Linked DNA regions of Homo sapiens: region 1 is linked to region 2. Evidence: chromatin loops called from intact Hi-C (ENCODE). Cell type or tissue: thyroid gland. All regions are shown on one strand. Links, peaks and the distances in the headings refer to the core of each region. The heading gives the core; the rest is flanking DNA.

Region 1 (7,597 bases), core at 1-5,000, 160 kb after region 2:
GATTTTCTGTGAGCCCTGGCTGGAAAAGACTGGCTCAGACTATTCCCTAGGAAGCCCCAAGCATGACCCCCACTTAGCATTTCTTTCTACCTCTCATGGGCAGGGACCCCAAACCATACTCTGCACCCAAAACCCTTGTTCTTCTGTGATCCATTTGTGGACTAGGCAGTTGTGTTAACTAGAGATGCAGTTCTAATGCACCTTGCTTTATTCCAAATGCAGGGGCTCCAAGGTGTTCCTGGACCAAAGGTAAGGAGAAGTCACATGACAGGCGCTGTGTCAGTGCTAGTAGAAAAGAGGGAAAGTGCACCTGAGACCAGCTGACCCTTTTTCCTAGAAGGCATTAGGTGACACTCCAGCCAAGGGGGTCCAGTCAGGGCAGGAGGAAGTCCTAGATTCCCTTTAGCATCCATCATTGACACCTGGTGTGCTTTGGCTTCAGAAGCTTCCCATCTGTCACCCCACAAAGGGACAGGTTAGATTCTTAGCCAATGGTTAAAATCCTTTTCCCATCAAACCTGCCCTGGCCCCTTCACTCATGCCGAGTAGAGGTGGGAGAGAGACAGCAACATAGGGTGGGACCCCTCCCTGGGTCAAGCTTGGGGGGACTCTGCACTGGGCTCTCCCGGCCTCCCCTGAACCATTTCAAATGGATGAGGGGGCTGGGGGCTGTTGATGTGACAATGGCCCTTTCCTCATGCCCTGGTATTCAAGAGACTTCGGGGCAGTTTGTTCTCCCGACTAGGCTGTGAGCCTCAGGGCTCTGGAGGTAGCATCTCAGGCATCTGAGCAAATCTCTGTAAGGTTCCCATTCTCCTGCCATGCAGTTGGGCACCTGTGCCAAGGCCTGACCTGTGGGTTTGTCCCCAGGCCACCTAGTCCTTTTCTCTGTGGGGCTCTCAAAGCTCCCACAGGATACAGGGGCTACTAACTGAGGCGAGAGTAGGCTAAGAATTCAGGGATTCTTGGTATCCTCAGCCTGCCACCCTGACCCCTCCTTCCTCTACAAATGCCACCCCAGCCTCCAGGACCCCAGAATGCAAGAATGAATTGTCTGGGACATGTCCTTGTGTGATCTCGTCCCCTCTCCCTTTCCTCCAGGGGGAAGCAGGACTAGATGGAGCAAAAGGAGAGAAAGGCTTCCAGGGAGAAAAAGGAGACCGTGGTCCCCTGGGACTACCCGTAAGTACCTTGGACCCAGCAAGACTGGTGGGTTTGATGGGCCAGGGGTGTGGGCTGGGACTGGGGGACAGCCAGCGGAAAGCTAAGGTTCTAGAGTCTGAGCATCCAGAGTTCCATGTGGTTTGTCTTTCCCACCTGGGCAAGACCACAGGCTCTGATTCTCTTCCTCCTCTGGGCCCAGGCCCCACCTTGGTGCTGGGGAAAGGCAATGCTGAAGAAGACAGGCTCCCCCACCCCAAGGGGCACTGAGCTGGGAGGGCAGCTTCAGGCCCTGCTTGAGCCTGGTTCAGAAGCAATCAAAGCCTGCTGCCTTTACGGGGCCAAGCTTGGAGGGTTTGGAAGTAGTGGGACAAGAAGATAGTCTCCATTACAGTCCATTTTCCCAGAGGGACCCCAAGAGAACTCTTGCTCCCCCCTCTTAAGCACTGGTCATTGCAGAAAGGCACAGACAAAGTCAGACTTTGTGGTCCCAGCAGGCCAAGGCCGTTCATCTCCTGGGTTCGTGGAGATCTCTGATCTCAGCCTGCCCAGAGCCAGAAGCCCCAGGTCAGAGGTGGGGAGCTGCTCAGAAGGTGTTCACATGTCATGATATGGGGCTGGGCTGGATAGGGCTGATGGCCTCTTCACTGCCTCACCTGTGTACAGGTGAGCGCATCCCACCACCCTCCCTGGAGCCCGGGCTCCATGCCCCCTAACCCTCCACTGAGGTTGGCATTCTTCCAAGAGCTGGAAGGGATGTTAGCGATCCATCCCATCATTTCACTGATGGTCCCAGAGAAGAAAGTGGGTCACTGGAGGTCACATACAAAGTTGGTGGCCAAGCCAGAGGCTGATCTGAGGCCATGGCCTTGCAAAGCGACTCCTTCCAGCCACTCAGGCTTCCTCTGTCCTGGGCTCAAGGCCAGTTCCCACCCCAGGTAGCCATAAAGAGCAGAGAAACAATGGAAAGCCCAGTTACCCCCGCTTGGCAGAGCTTGAAGGCCTGGTTAATACAATCACAGCAACCAAACAGCAAATGCAGGAGGTATAATTATACCCTCATGAATGCATTCGAGGTAGGAATATTTAAGAAGCCAATCTGCTTGACAGACTACAGAAAACTGATGACTTTAGCAGGCATTTTCCCATGTCTTAAGCTGTGTCTGGAATGATTAAGTGCTCCTTACTATTAAAGAGCCTTCCTGCCCCACTCAACCACAAACCTCTTCTTATCCACATTCATGGCCCCAACGACCTTGATGAACACTCGAGAATTCAGTCAGGGGTTGAAATGCAAAAGGCACAGCGACCAAACAGGTAATATTAATATAAACAAGGAAAGTGCCAGATGAAAGACAAAGTACCTACTCTATCATTAATTTTCTCACTTTTGATAGAGGCATGGGTACAGAGAAGTATTTTTTTTTAGTTTAAGTAAACAACAGAACAAGCATTCATATGAGACAACTGACACAAACCTGAGGGAGACACTAGGGAGTGGAGGGGACTGTGGTGCACTAGAGACCGTGTATCCCTTCTTAAGGGGAACCGTCCCTTCTCAGCTCAGCTGACTGTTGCCTTGGAGGAAGGCGGAGCTGGTATTTCTGGATCTTCCTATTTTTCAAAGGAAGTTAAACATCTGGTGTTTTATGTGAAATCTTTCCATTTTCTAATATTAGATCAAAATTATTTGCAACACTGCAGACCATAAAAAATATGTCAGTGGCCCACATATGGCCTGAAAGCCTCTAATTTGTGCTTTCTGCTCCAGACCTCTCAAGACAACTGAGTTTTAATGCTGCATTTTTTTAAAGTACATGGATATTTAGCTACCATTCTGTTTCCAGGTTTCACCTGGATGTTTTATTCTATGTAGTAGCAGCCTGCTTCTCCAGGCATATCCTGGAGTGTTCCCCCATTTGCCCTGCAGAAGCAATTCTCAATGCTGGCTGCACACTGGAATCCCCTGAGAGCTTTTCAAACTCACCATCACCCCGGGCTTCACTCTTGGAGATTTTGAATTGCATCGGGCTGGGATGGGGTGGGACCCAGGCATCTGTTTTATTTAACATTGCCCCCAAGAGATTCTAATGTGCTGCCAGGGCTGAGAACCACAGCTCTCTAGCCCAGTGAGTCAAGGTCGGTCCCAGAATCGTGTGGTCCTAAATCTGAGAAGAGTCCCTGCAGAGTCCTTCTACCCAACACCTTTTCCATGAAGCAGCAGCTCGTTGCCTCCTTCTTGGGACTTCCTTTTCATTTGAAATTCTGAGGCTGAGGCTCAGTTGGAAGCAGTTTTCAAGCACTCAGTCCTTACCAGGCCAGAGTATTGCCGCTGCCTTCTCCCTGACTTGTCACATTGGAATCATTAGAAAAGGGTCCCTGGGTTTTCCTGGGTGGGTTTCAGAGGCAGCTTCATAACCCAGGGTTGGAACAGGAGTGCCACCCCACCCCCGACCCACCAACCTTGTATTTCACTGGACAAGAGCAAGTAAGGGTGCTGATAGCAGGTTGGTCTCAGTAGCTTCCCACCTGCTGCCCATTTGCTCTGGGAAATACATGGCCTTAGACCTCTGTCCCAGGCCGCTGCCTCCAAAGCCTTTGCCTACACAAGAGCCCTTGTCTGGGAGCATATGAATGGATCGAGTTTAGGTTGAGCATCTCAGACTGTAAAGTGCCAGCGAAATGTCAGGCATCATTTGTAATATCATCTAAGAGCCAACTCATTCCCCCAGGGTGAAGGATAAGCAGAACAACTCCTACCCAGATTTCACAACTGGGTGCTGTCACCCAGGGCTGAGACCCTCAGGGGCACCCCAGCATGGCCTGATCCAAACAGGAATGCAAAGAGGCTGGGAGAGCCGTCCTCACCTGGGGCCCCTCCCCAGTGAAACCTGTCCTGGGAAGGGTGCACAGCTCTGATTCCAAGACATCTCTCTAAGCATTCCTTTCTGTATCCCTTTCCCCATAACACTGAAGGGAGAGGGGTTTCTGAGAGGGAATAAAGGGAGAGAGGAGAAGGGGGGCGGGAGGAGCAGGTGGCCATCTGCGCCGACCTCCACCCAGCCTGCTCAGCAGCCAGCCACTGCATTCAGTGTCTCCATGTTTTCGTTGGTTTCCATGTAAATACCATTCCGTGTCCTCCCAAGCTTATTTCTCCAGTTGTGTTTGATTACCAGCATTTATGTCTGTCCAGAGTCACTGCTTTACTCACCTCTTCCCTCCCCATTGTTCCCTTTTTCTCCCTCCCAATCCTCTCTTCCCCTTCTTTTGGTCAAACTGTGCCCTTCGTCCAGGGAGCTTCAGGTTTGGACGGCAGGCCTGGGCCACCGGTGAGTGTCACTTCTCCATCACCCCTCACCCCACTCCACTCCACACCTGGCCTGTGATCCCTTTTGTCTGTCCCACTGTGGCCTCATTTTCCCAGTGAATCATGCCTGGTCCCACCTCCGACACCAGAAAGGTGCCACTGATGCTCTGAAGTGCCTTTTCTGGCCTCTTGACCAAATATGGCTGGCCTTCATCTGAATGCCCCTGTCCACAGAATACACCCAGGGACCTCAAACCTGCCAGGTGTGGGGTGGGAGGCCACTCCAGCAGCACCGCTCCTGATTCCACAGGAATGCTGAGTCCAGCCTGGGTGCCCAGCCCTGGAGGTTTGAGCCATGGCCTCTCCCCACCAAACACACCAGTGTCTGTGTGTGCCCGTCATGCTGTGTTGTCTTCATGCTGTGAGCTCTGTCCATCTCCTGTCTTCCCACGAGGGCCTCCTAGTCTTGTGCAGCCACCAGTCTGGTATATGTGGGGTAGGACAGCTTTGAAGGCTGAGGACAGGAGTAGCCTGCAGAAGCATAGAAGCCAGTCCCAGCTCTGTGTCTTATGCACGTTCTAACCACCCTTGCACTGCCTATGACAGCACAGTCGCCCTGCAACCCAACATGGCAGTTCACTACAGAGCAAGTGAGGCACACTTGGGTCCTCTCTTCCTCCATTCTTTCTGATTCCAGAAAACAGGCATCATTTACTATTGACTAGAAAGCACCTGGCCCTTCTGCTTATGACTAACAACTGAAGGATCAGAGGAAAATTCCCTCCTGTCCACCTCCGGTCCCTCCCGTGAGCGCCCTCTGAGGTCAACCTTCCCAGGGTATTGAGCTCACTCGCCCTCAAGTCTCGAGTCCCTGCTCGGACACCATCACGAGAGCTCTGTGCACCCAGCCCCTTCCAGCCAGGGAGGCCCTGCTCTGTCCTGCAGAGGGCTTTCAAGGCCACATCTGCCCATGGCCTGCATGGAGTTCTAGTTAGCTGGCTGGAGCCACCCTCAGGGGAGGCGAGACCTTGCCAGGGTTCATGTGTGCAGCGTAGGGGACACACTGAAGCACAGGCTCACAGGTCTTCCCAGGTGGCCGGGGGCACTTGCAACCGGCACCAAGAGAAGCCCAGAGCTTTTAGAGGTAGGAGGGTCAAGATAGACCTCTGTGAGAGCCCCATCCTACTGAATGCCTATTCTGTGCCCTCATAAATAGGAGATGACATGGCTTGCCCAAGATGACAGACTTCTTCAGAGCCCCCCACCTCCCTGCACTGATGGAGTTCACACTGTAAACCCTTACATGCAGAGAGCATGCCCTGGCTTCCAGGAGTTATTATGGCTTTGCTCCTTCGCCACAGTCCCTCCCTCTCCATCCTTCCCCACCTAGCAAACCTGTCTCAGGTGCGGGCAGGGCTCGGGGATGATCTGTGGTTGCAATCAGAGAAACCAAGACTTTCCTCTCAATGGCTTCTCCCTTTTATGTTAGACCGAGGGAAGCAGTACAAATTCATACACTCTGTCCCTTAGGAACTGAGTCTTTATTTTCCTCATAAAATCAGTATCCTAACTTTAAGGGAAAATGTGGGGAAAAAAAATAAGCCTTCCCTGCCAATATTAACATTTATTGAGCACTTCCTACGCGTCAGGCTCAGCACCAAATGCTTGCTACGCATTCATGCATGGAAACCTGGCACGGTCAAGGAGGCAGACACACGTGGTACAGACGGGGAAACCGACACTCGGCAAGGCTAAGGAGCTTCTCCAATACCCAGGAGTTTGTAGGCCTCCGAGGCAAGGCCAGCCACATGACTCCGTGGCGCTGTGCCCAACCACTGGCCCGAGCTGACTCCTTATTGTTTTTGAGACAGAGTCTCGCTCTGTCACCCAGGCTGGAGTGCAGTGGCGCAATCTTGGCTCACTGCAACCTCCACCTCCGGGTTTCAAGCGATTCTCCTGCCTCAGCCTCCCGAGTAGCTGGGATTACAGGCACCCACCACCATGCCGGACTAAATGTTGTATTTTTAGTAGAGTTGGGGTTTCGCCATGTTGGCCAGACCGGTCTTGAACTCCTGACCTCAGGTGATCCACCCGCCTCGGCCTCCCAAAGTGCTGGGATTACAGCCGTGAGCCACTGCGCCCAGCCTCCTTTTTCTTTCTGCTGTGCTATTATGGATGCCTGCAGCCTTCCTTCCCTCCTTGTGGTTGCAAAGGGGGGCCCTGAGGACATCTTACTCCCCTCTTTGTCTCACGTGAAGTAAGTCATGCCCCGCCATTCACAGATACATTCAGAGCACAGGAAACTGTCCACAGCCCAAGTCAACTCCTCCTGTCCTCATCTGAGGCCAACAACAGGAGACGCTGAACTAGAGACTTGGTCTGGCCAGGCTGTGAACTGGGAACGTGGGAAGATGTTGGAGGAGGCCAGAGCAAGCCCTGATGCTCCATGTCTAAGCCGTGAGCTCCAATGGCTCCAGCGCCCCCAGCCCCGGGCTAGCAGAGCTCATGACACGCCTCCCTGCCAGGCCGGTGTCGGTGCAGACATTGAGGCACCCTAATTCACCCCCCGATCCAGCCAGTTCCGCAGGCCTGTGAGTGGGGCGAGAAGGCCCCGGCCAGAGACTGAGGCCAGGGCTGTGGGTCTGCGGTGGGCCGGTGGGGTGGGTGTTGGCTGAACAACCCTCTCTCGTCTGCCCCTGTGTGTGCATCCGCATCCATCTCTGTGGCATGAAGACCCTCCCGCTGCATGTGGAGCTGCAAAGCAAAGAGGGTGCCAGCCCCCGGCCCCTGCCCCGGGATGGGTCCACTCCCTCCCAAGTGCTTCTGGGAGCAAAACTAAGCAACCATTCTCCCATTGTTTTCAGCCTTGGCAAGCTTGGTTGTGAAGCAAAAGGGTTTCAGTCCACAAATCTGGCTCTGAGGCATGGGGAGGTGCTCTCTCCCCAACAGCCCCTGAACCCAAAGAGGATCACGGCCCAGTCGAATGACTGCCCTGAACGAGCCTGGCCTCGCCAACTCTGAAAACTGGGCCTTGGACCTTGCTCATCTCTAGGCATCAGGTGGGGCACCCAGGGCTCCCCAGAGTGTGGGGACCCTCACCTCTGCTTTCTTTCCCCTTCCCAGGGTACT
Region 2 (10,490 bases), core at 2,202-7,201:
TATGGAGGAAGATGCAGGCTGGAGTTAAGACCTGAGGGGCATGAGCTTTAGGAAGCACAGAAGGGGAGGGGCCCACCTATGCGTTCATCAAGGTGATGTAGGTTGTGAGGAACAGAACACACTCAAAAGTTGCTCAAACAATAAGATCATTTATTTATTTATTTCATTTGAATACATTTGGAAGTAGGTGCTTAATCCATTTGGAAGTAGCTTCTTCGTCATCTCAATATGATATTGGGGACCCAAATCTTTACCTATTTCAGCTCTGCCACCTCAGTTCATCCGTAAGCATATGCCTTGTGATAACATAGAAGGCAGATGACATACCCAAAGGATGGGTAGCCCCAGGGGAAGAGATTAGGAAACAATTTGTTCACAGATGAAATGCCTGTCTTTGGCTGTGTTTAGTAGGATACAAGAAAGGAATAGGCTCAGAAAATAATTGGCCTGTTAAGAAGCAGAATTGAAAAGGGAATTAAATGTCCACTAGTTAGTGCTTGTGGGGTTGGAAGAGGCAACTGCTTCCTAACCCTAAGGCTGATTTAAACTTATCCTGTGTGGACTTCTGCTGTGGACAATGATGGAATAACAGATACTGGGCCTAGCCGTCACCCACCATAAACAAGTAGAACACTGGATAAAATATATGAAACAGCTGTTTTCAGACACTGACTAACCCTCAGAATGGGACTGTGTTCCCTGAGAGAAAGTGAACAAATAAGATGAACTCCGTGATCAACCTGACTTTTTGGCCAGAGGCATTTAGCAGACCATGGGTCTAGGACGAGGAAGGAGAGCAGAGCACAGAAGCCTCACTGTTTTGAGGGGTCAGAGATCACAATTCCAAGAGCTGTGCAGCTGGAATTTGTGGAGCAGAATACTGAAGAGACATATGCAGAGAAAGAGCTTCAGAAACTGCATAGGAGGCACTTTGAGTCTTTGGCTAAAAATTAGGTGTGCATGAGTAGGATGAGATTCCATGAGGTTGGACAAAGAACAAATATTGGAGAAAGAGTACTTATTTGGGAGTTGTAAGCTGAACAATATTCTGTGCTCAGAGTTGGGAGATGTTCAAGTTCGGGCCAACCAGAGTGGAGAGACCTCATTGAGCCCTCAGAATATTTAGTGGAAAACTCAGAAAGGCTGCACCGTAGGAGTAGAGCTAAACTAACAAGCCTCCATCCTAGAGTGAAGGCTATCCTAGACCCATCTTAAGTTTAAAGACAAGTCTTGAAAGGACCAAGCCAATCTTCAAATAAGTTGCTGGAATAAAACTCAACACTCTTTAAAGAAAGATAACAGGCTGGGTGTGGTGGCTTACACCTGTAATCCCAGCACTTTGGGAGGCCGAGGTGGGCCGAGGCAGGCCTGAAGTCAGGAGTTCGAGACCAGCCTGGCCAACATGGCAAAACCCCGTCTCTACTAAAAATACAAAACTTATCCAGGCGTTGTGGTGGGCGCCTGTAATCCCAGCTACTCAGGAGGCTGAGGCAGGAGAATTGCTTGAACCTAGGAGGCGGAGGTGGCAGTGAGCCAATATCGTGCCACTGCACTCCAGCTTGGGCAACAGAGGAAGACCCTCTCTCAAAAAACTATATCTTTGAAAAAATAATGGCCAAACATTTTCCAAATTTGATGAAAACTATAAACCCATAGATCCAAGACACTCAATGAATTTCAGTCAGGATAAACACAAAGAAAACTACACCAAGGCACATCAAGTAAAAATGCTAAAAACAAATGATGAAGCAAAAAACTTGAAATGCAGCCAGAGAAAAATCTTAGCCTGGTGGCAAGGATCAAATTGATGATATCATTGTCATATCCATTATTGAAAATTGCGAATGGACTAAGAGATGAATCTTTTTTATTAGACATGCTGACTCAGGCAAAGAGACTGGAGGAAATGTGCTCACACCTAAGTCTGATAGGTTTAAGTTACTTACAATAAAGTATGCCAAAACTTACTGGCTTAAAGAAAGTAGAGTTCCCAGCACTTTGGGAGGCCGAGGCGGGTGGATCACGAGGTCAGGAGATCGAGACCATCCTGGCTAACACAGTGAAACCCCATCTCTACTAAAAAATACAAAAATTAGCCGGGCGTGGTGGCAGGCACCTGTAGTCCCAGCTACTTGGGAGGCTGAGGCAGGAGAATGGCGTGAACCCGGGAGGCGGAGCTTGCAGTGTGCCAAGATTGCACCACTGCTCTCTAGCCTGGGCAACAGAGCGAGACTGTCTCAAAAAAAAAAAAAAAAAAGAAAGAAAGAAAGAAACTGGAGGTCAATGTGGACAAGAGAGAGGTTCAGAAAATTTTAAATGTATGTTTAAAATTAAAACTATGGATGAGGCTACTGGTATATGGAATTTTCCAGAATCAAATAGATAAGAAGACTGTTACATTTTAAAGTTAGTTATATTGCACCTTTCCCCTCCCCGCAAAAATCAGGCGCTTAGACTTAAACCGTTGTTCAAGGTTTAACTCTTGGGCTTGCAAAATTCTACAGTTTGAGAAAACTACTCAGCCCCCAAGAAGGGCATATTTTCCATGCTTACCTTATCCCAGGAGGATAATGGGGGGAAAATGTACTTTCCAGAATGGCAAATTGTGTAGCTCCAAAAATCACGCCTGCATGATGACACTTAAAAGCTGGAAGGCAGAAGGAGAGTCTTTCACTCATCTCCCTCTTTTTATCAGAGAGAAACCTTTCTCAAAACACCCAGGAGTGCTGCTGGGCCTGCAGGTCTCTGTCGAGCCTCTGTCCCACAGGATAGAGTTTGTTAAAGTTGTTAAGAATAAGTCCTACTTTAAGAGGTACCAAGTGAAATTTAGAAGAAGATGATAGGGTAAAACTGATTATTATGCTCAGAAACACTGGTGATACAGGATAAAAATAAACATGACACAGCCAAATACAGGATGATAGTTTGTGTAACAAATAGAGATATCATTTGTCAGATTGCTTACTCCCATCTAGAAGGGGATATGATAGTCTGCACAGCATATGCACATGAACTGCCAAAATATGGCATGAAGTTTGGCCTGACAAATGATGCTGCAATGTATTGTACTGTCCTGCTGCTGGCCCACAGGCTTCTCAATAAGTTTGGCATGGAAAAGATCTGTGAACACCAAGTGGCGGTGACTGGAGATGAATACAATGTGGAAGGCATTGATGGTCAGCCAGGTGCCTTTACCTGCTATTTGGATGCAGGCCTTGCTAGAACCGCAATAAAGTTTTGGGGGCACTGAAGGGAGGTGTGGATGGAGGCTTGTCTATCCCTCACAGTACCAAATGCCTCCCTAGTTATGATTCTGAAAGCAAGGAATTTAATGCAGAAGTACACCAGAAGCATATCATGGGCCAGAATGTTGCAGATTACTCTTGCTACTTAATGGAGGAAGATGAAGATGCTCAAAAGGAATAGTTCTGTCAATACATAAAGAACGGCGTAACCCCAGACATGATGGAAGAGATGTATAAGAAAGCTCATGCTGCTATATAAGAGAATCCAGCCTGGGAGAAGAAGCCCAAGAAAGAAGTTAAAAAGAAGAGGTGGTACTGCCCCAAAATGTCCCTTGTTCAGAATAAAGATCAGGTAGCTCAAAAGAAGGCAAGCTTTTTCAGAGCTCAAGAGCGGGCTGCTGAGAGCTAACCCAATTTTGTATGAGAAATTTTCAGATAAAGACTGTAAACTTATTGACAGCAACAACAACAACAACAAAAACACAAAAATCAATAACACCTGGCAGGCTACTCCTCAGGTCCCATTGGCGGAAATTAGATCGTATGACAGTATTTCACCAACATTCATGGAACTTCACGTATAGAAAAGGCAGTCTTACTAGTTCCTAGTAACAAGTTGCCCCAAAACGTTAGTAGTTTAAAGCAATAAGCATTTATTTTGTCACCATTTCTGAGGTTTAGGAATCTGGGCACAGCTTAGCTGGATGGTTCTGACTCAAGCTCTCTTGTGAGGCTGCAGTCAAGCTGATGGGCAGCGCTGCAGTCATCTCAACTGGGGGAGGCTCCACTTCCAAGAGGGCTCACTCATATGGCTGCTAGTTGGAGTCCTTCATTCGTCACTGGCTATTGGCTGGAAGACTCAGTTCCGTGCCAAGTGGGCCTCTCGAGACACTTGAAAGCCTGAGTGTCCTCAATGTACGGCAGCTGGCTTCTCCCAGAGTAAGTGATCCATGAGACAGAATGAGAGAAAGACCAAATGGAAACCACACTGTCTTTTATAAGCTAATCTTGGACATGACATACCATTACTTCAGTCAGATTCTATTGGTCACATTGTCCAACTGGTACAATGGGGGAGGTGGCTATGCAAGGTGAACTCCAGAAGGTGGGCGTCTTTGGTGACCATCTTGGAAACTGGCTACCACAGAGCCCTTGAAGGAGACAGGGAAGACAGCAAGAGACCTCAGGTGAGCCTAAAGAGCCTGTTATCAAAGACCACAGAGAGGAGAGTTCCAGAAGAGAAGCATTCAATACTTTTTAAAATTAAAAGTGAGAACCAGAAGCTAAGCATTGAGAAATACTCATTGGATTTGTCAATCAGGGTCATTACATTCAGAGCAGTTATGAGCAACTCCAGTTGACCAGTTTGCTGTGGACTGAGGTTTGAGTAAATGCTGGGCAAGTGGAGAACTGCAGGTGTAGACTACAGGCAACCCTTGAAGAACATGGGTTTGAACTGCGTGGGTCCACTTATAAGCAGATTTTCTTCCACCTCTGCCACCCCTCAGACAGCAAGACCCATGCTTTTCCTTCCTCCTCCTCCTCCTCTTCCTCCTCCTCAGCCTACTCAAAGTGAAGACAATGAGGATGAAGACCTTTATGATGATCCTCTTCCACTTAATGAATAATAAATATGTTTTCTCATCTTTATGATTTTCTTAACATTTTCTTCTCTCTAGCTTACTTTATTATAAAGATACAGTATATAATAAATATAACATACAAAAATATGTGTTCATCAACCATTTATGTTTTAGATGGAGCTTCTAGGCAACAGTAACCTATTAGTAGTTAAATTTAGGGGGAGTCAAACTTATATGCATATTTTTTACTGCACAGTAGGTAAGCACTCCTAAGCACCACATAGTTCAAGGGTCAACCATACTTTTTTAAGAGGGCTGGATGAGACGGGGAGAAGGGATATTTGGATAAAAGCTAGAGGAAGACAGGGGAAGATTTCATTTTTTGGATGTGAGAGCTCGAGTATATTTTTAGGCAGAGGGGAAGCAGCCAGTGGACTGGGAGAGTCCAGTCCTGGAAGATCCAGGAGAGGGAAGGATGACTGATGAGGTAGCCTGTTGGAGGAGGCAGGAGAATTGGAGGTCAAAGACACAGGTGGGCTGGTTGGCTTTGAACAGAGAGACACCTCATCCTCTGAGGCTGCAGGGAGGGAGGCAGGGTGAGTCTGGCTAGGGCAAGACTTGATGGTGAGGATGCCTGGGAATTGAGAATTCATATCTGATGACCTCAACTTTCTTGGAAAGAGGAGGAGGCAAGGTTGTAGTGAGTTGAGAGTGAACAATGATGTCAATTACCGTGGTGATTGCTTACACATGAAGGAAGGTTCAGAAACAGTCTGTTCTCATCAGCAGGGCGAGCCCTTCCCTTGTGATCTCATATATACTTTCTATCTCTCAGCAAACTCATTTTTCACCATCAGTGATGTCTTCAGACAGCACGTGAGTTACCACAAGATATGGGTTAGTGGAATGGAAATGAATGAGGTGGGAGGTATCAGAACTCAGTGGATGTGAAGAATCATGACATCTTAGCAAGGCAGAGACCTCTGAGTTCTCATGCGATATTCCATCCAAGGGTCTGTCTCACCATCAATAGTTCATCCATCCTCTGCGTCATCATCCCACTGACAGTGAACTCGCTACCTTTAAGGAAGTCTTTCCATTTCCAAACATTTTCAAATCCTTAAGCTTTTCCTTCAATAGTGAAGTCTCACTCTCTGATTCCCTAAGGTCCTACAGGGAATCCTAGAGCAAGTACTACCTGGAAGCCCTTCAGAGATCTTAGTCTCTCCCCTAGAATAAATGTTCCGTTGTTCCCACCCTCCCTTATCTCATAAGATTTCCTGACCCCTCACCAGATCTGCCTTCTCCCCAAGATTTCCTCCAGGCCAATATTGGTCCTCAAGATTCAGCCATGACCTGGCTCACCTGCCTTCCTCCGAGCTCCCCAAAGTGCTTGCCTGGCAATTCGCAGCCACCCAATGTTCATGTGTAATTGATGGAAACTTATTTGAAATTCTTCCTCTCCCAGGATGGTTTGATCAGACTGGTGGTCTTGCAGGTCTTCTCATCATTCTCTGTCCAGATGTCAGGTTCCCTTGGCATCTTTGCTGTCGACAGCCTACCCAAATGAGGGGTTCATCCCAGACCATGTGCTCAAATACATTTCTGTGCCCAGACCCATTCCTAAGCATAAGTCAAATAGGTGATCAAAGACTGTATTTGAGCGTGCAGAAAGAGGCTCCAGATTCTCATTTTGGATCTGTCTGTGACTAGCAGCATTACTTTCACAGGTCTTGTCTGAGTTTCAGGGGAAACCTTGACAGAGGTTAGTGTTTGGAAATATTAACCAATGTTTTATCCCTCTGGCATTTCTCCTTTTCACACTTTGCCCCTTTCCTTCTCACCATCACCCAAATTCTGTCCTGTGCTCATTGTCTCAGAGAAGAGGTGTGACCCCAGAAAGCAGAGCAAGGAGTCTCTTGACTTTGAGTTGAAAAGTCTTGGGCCAGTGAGGCAGAAGAAAATCCCCATACCAGCAAAATTTGGAAGAAAACATGAGCAAGGCAATGCTTCCATCTCTCAGATTTGTAAAGGGGCTCCCATCTTGGGGGTGGAGTGGAAAGTTGAGAGAGGTCAGGAGTCACAAGAGTATAGATAATGGTGGTTTCCAGAAGAGGGTACCAGAGAGAACTGGAGGACCTGAGAGGAGACGAGACCTGGGTCCCATTATCCAGAGAGCACTGGGAGGTGGCAAGACCCCAGGCAAGAGAAATAGCTTCATGGACTGTTCCAGCAGCAAAGTCCTAGTCAGCCTGGCAGAGCTTTCCCAAACACTAGCATGGACCTGGAAAACAGAATGACCTCATTGCTCGTAAGAGCAGCATGGGACTGGACAAGAAGAGCAGATCAGCAAGGGCCCTGCAAACGGACAACCTGCAGGGACCAATGAACAAGGACAGGCACAGTGATGGGCATCACAAATGACATTGAAGACTAGGTGCCTGGACGCCCCTTGAGCCTCCAGGAAGTTAGATGCCACTACGGAAAAGAAGAGAGACTCCATATTGACAGTGATTATGTTTTTACCATGGTGGCAGCCTGCCACCTGCCCCTGAGCAGCTTTATCCACACCTGGACTTGCTGTAGAAGATGAGATTGTGGACTTTGAGTTGATGCCATAATGGGATGAGACTTTTGAGGAGCTTAGGAAGGGGTGAGTATATTTTGCACGTGGGAGGGTCTTGCATCATTGCAGCTAGAGGGAGCACTACAGTAGTTAGCCTCCAGTGATCTTCATATTCTGATATTCATGCCTTTGGTAGTCCCCTCCCACATTAAATCAGGACTGACTTGTGTGACCAATGGAACGCAGCAGAAATGAGATTGTGTGGCATCCAAGGGCAGACCATAAAAGACATTGCAGCCTCCACCTTGGTCTCTTGGATACCTAGCATTGGGGATAGACAGCAGCCATGTGTTGGGGATACTCAAGAAGCCTTGGAGTCCACATGGAGAGGAACTGAGTCCTGCCACGAAACACCATTGAGCCACCTTAGAAGTGGATCCTCAAGCCCCAGTCAAGCCTTTAGATAAGTATAGCCTGGACTGACCTCTGACTGCAGCCTCACATGAGACCCAAGCTAGAACTTCAGCCAAGTCACAAATAATTTCTGATGCATAGAAATTGTGAAAGATCATGAATGATTATTTTTGTTTTAAATCACAAAGTTTTGGGGGATTTCTTATGCAGTATTTGATCACTAATTCATCATCACCCACTATCAGAGCTTCCAATGTTTTTATCCCTCCTAAATAAAGAACAGAGAAGTTGGGTGGTGGTCCCAGGTCACACAGCAGAGCTTCAATACAATATTCAGCTTCTATGTTCTTATATAGAGTTCCTATATCTGCTTCATCTCTTCACCGACCTCTCTCCTTTTTAGACCATACCTTCACTTAGCCCATGCTCCTATGTCCCCACCATCATCACCTCTTTTGGAAACAGGTTTATTTCTCCCCTCTTCTCAAATCCTTTGTGCTCAAAACCTAACCACATACAATGTGGAGATGGTAATGATCACAACTTGTGCCTAATGTCATCCAACGTGGCCAATTTGTGACAGGTAGACTTGGTAGCTGTAATATTTGCTAGCAGGTTTGCTAGCATTGCCATAATCCTAAGCCAAAAGAGCAAAGCTGGAGGCATCACGCTACTTGACTTCAAACTATACTACAAGGCTACAGTAACCAAAACAGCATGGTACTGGTATCAAAACAGAGATATAGACCAACGGAACAGAACAGAGCCCTCAGAAATAATACCACACATCTACAACAATGCAATCTACCCCACAAAAGCAAGCAATGGGGAAAGGATTCCCTATTTAATAAATGGTGTTGGGAAAACTGGCTAGCCATATGTAGAAAGCTGAAACTGATCCCTTCCTTATACCCTATACAAAAATTAATTCAAGATGGATTAAAGACTTAAATGTTAGACCTAAAACCATAAAAACCCCAGAAGAAAACCTAGGCAATACCATTCAGGACATAGGCATGGGCAAGGACTTCATGACTAAAACACCAAAAGCAATGGCAACAAAAGCCAAAATAGACTAATTGGGTCTACTTAAACCAAAGAGCTTCTGCGCAGCAAAAGAAACTACCATCAGAGGGAACAGGCAACCTACAGAATGGGAGAAAATTTTTGCAGTCTACCCATCTGACAAATGGCTAATATCCAGAATCTACAAAGAACTTAAACAAATTTACAAGAAAAAATCAAACAATCCCATCAAAAAGTGGGCAAAGGATATGAAGAGACACTTCTCAAAAGAAGACATTTATGCAGCCAAGAGACACATGAAAAAATGCTCATCATCACTGGCAATCAGAGAAATGCAAATCAAAACCACAATGAGATACCATCTCACCCCAGTTAGAATGGCGATCATTAAAAAGTCAGGAAACAACAGATGCTGGAGAGGATGTGGAGAAATAGGAACACTTTTACACTGTCATTGGAAATGTAAACTAGTTCAACCACTGTGGAAGACAGTGTGGCGATTCCTCAAGGATCTAGAACTAGAAATACCATTTTACCCAGCGATCCCATTACTGGGTATATACCCAAAGGATTATAAATCATGCTACTATAAAGGTATGTAATTCTTGGCTTCGCTTTGAGCTTGTCAGATTGGCTCAAAGAAAGAAGAACCCTAACCAAAAACACAAGAACTTAATTAGGGAGAAGGGCCATAATGTGACCCATGAAGGCTCAGTTTCAACCCTTCGCCCCTTGAGTATGATGTTTTCACAATCCCCTTTGAGTTTGAGAGGCAGAAACCCAGTGGTGGAAACATGGCCAGAGGAAGATGGAAGAAGGGATGAACATGTGGCTTTGGATCATTCTGCGTCTCAGCTCCCACTGCCTCTCAGCCCAGAAGTCTTCCACCCTCTCCCCAGAGTGAAACTCTCACCCTCGAAGGGTAAGCCCCAAGCCACCCCTCACCGTGAATCCTGTCAGCCCTACCTCCCCACACACCCCTTTCCCCGAGATTCTGAAAACACAGGGCTCCCACCCCAATTCTCACTTGCCCTTACTTCTCTCCACCTTGTGTAACAGTTCGTTTCTTTCACATCCTACTTCCCCCAACTCTGAGCTCCTTGAGAAACAGGAGCTGCATCTAACTCACATCATTGCTCACAGAGGGCCTGACCAAACCTGGGCCTGGCTGAAGATGTTCAGAAATATCTGCTGAATTGGGCACAAAGCTACACAGTGTGACAGTTGACATGTGGTGCCTCGAGTTACGGGATACATTTGAATTCTGTAAGAAGAACGTCTCTGTTGGGTTAAACTTGGCTGTCTGGGGCAGGCAGGCAGAGCAAATAGTATGTGGAATGAAAAATACGTAGCAAAGCCCTTCGGTTTATTTAGCCATTTGAGGAAGGGCCTGAGTGGGAATGTGCAGCAGAGCTGTGCATTCTCCTGGGAAACATTCCCAACAGCCAGGCCAGTTTCCCCAGGGAATGACCCATACATAGCTCCCCGCTGATGCCTTCATAAGGGGGGACCTTGCCTGCCGTTCTCTTCTGCCTCCCTTTGGAGCACCTCCTTCTCCAGCATTTCATGGTAATGACCATGTTCCTACCTAGGAGGAAGAGATTGCCTGACAGTATGACTTTGACCCATTATGGACAACTGGTTTTTCCTTCTTAA

The links. A loop is a pair of places that touch in the nucleus more often than their neighbours do. Peaks named below come from ENCODE experiments on the same cell type or tissue, not always from the same donor. Only the 100,000 strongest peaks of a DNase experiment are listed, where the experiment ranks them.
Region 1: it touches region 2 in a loop (2.2-fold over the local background); 1 of 110 quality-filtered maps calls a loop at or near these places.

Annotation. Positions count from the first base shown.
Region 1 is chr10:69,936,534-69,944,130 of GRCh38, forward strand. It overlaps COL13A1 (collagen type XIII alpha 1 chain), which reads left to right. Exons shown (of 41, transcript NM_001368882.1): 33 at 223-249; 34 at 1,102-1,182; 35 at 4,455-4,490; 36 at 7,592-7,597. Among named protein-coding and RNA genes, the nearest start is that of LINC02636, 69 kb to the right of the region's middle. In thyroid gland, for the core only: no CTCF peak of the experiment used is centred there; DNase peaks (open chromatin) are centred at 2,088, 2,398, 2,676 and 3,148; H3K27ac peaks cover 2,181 bases.
Region 2 is chr10:69,776,188-69,786,677 of GRCh38, forward strand. It overlaps the pseudogene RPL5P26. Among named protein-coding and RNA genes, the nearest start is that of COL13A1, 20 kb to the right of the region's middle. In thyroid gland, for the core only: no CTCF peak of the experiment used is centred there; a DNase peak (open chromatin) is centred at 4,094.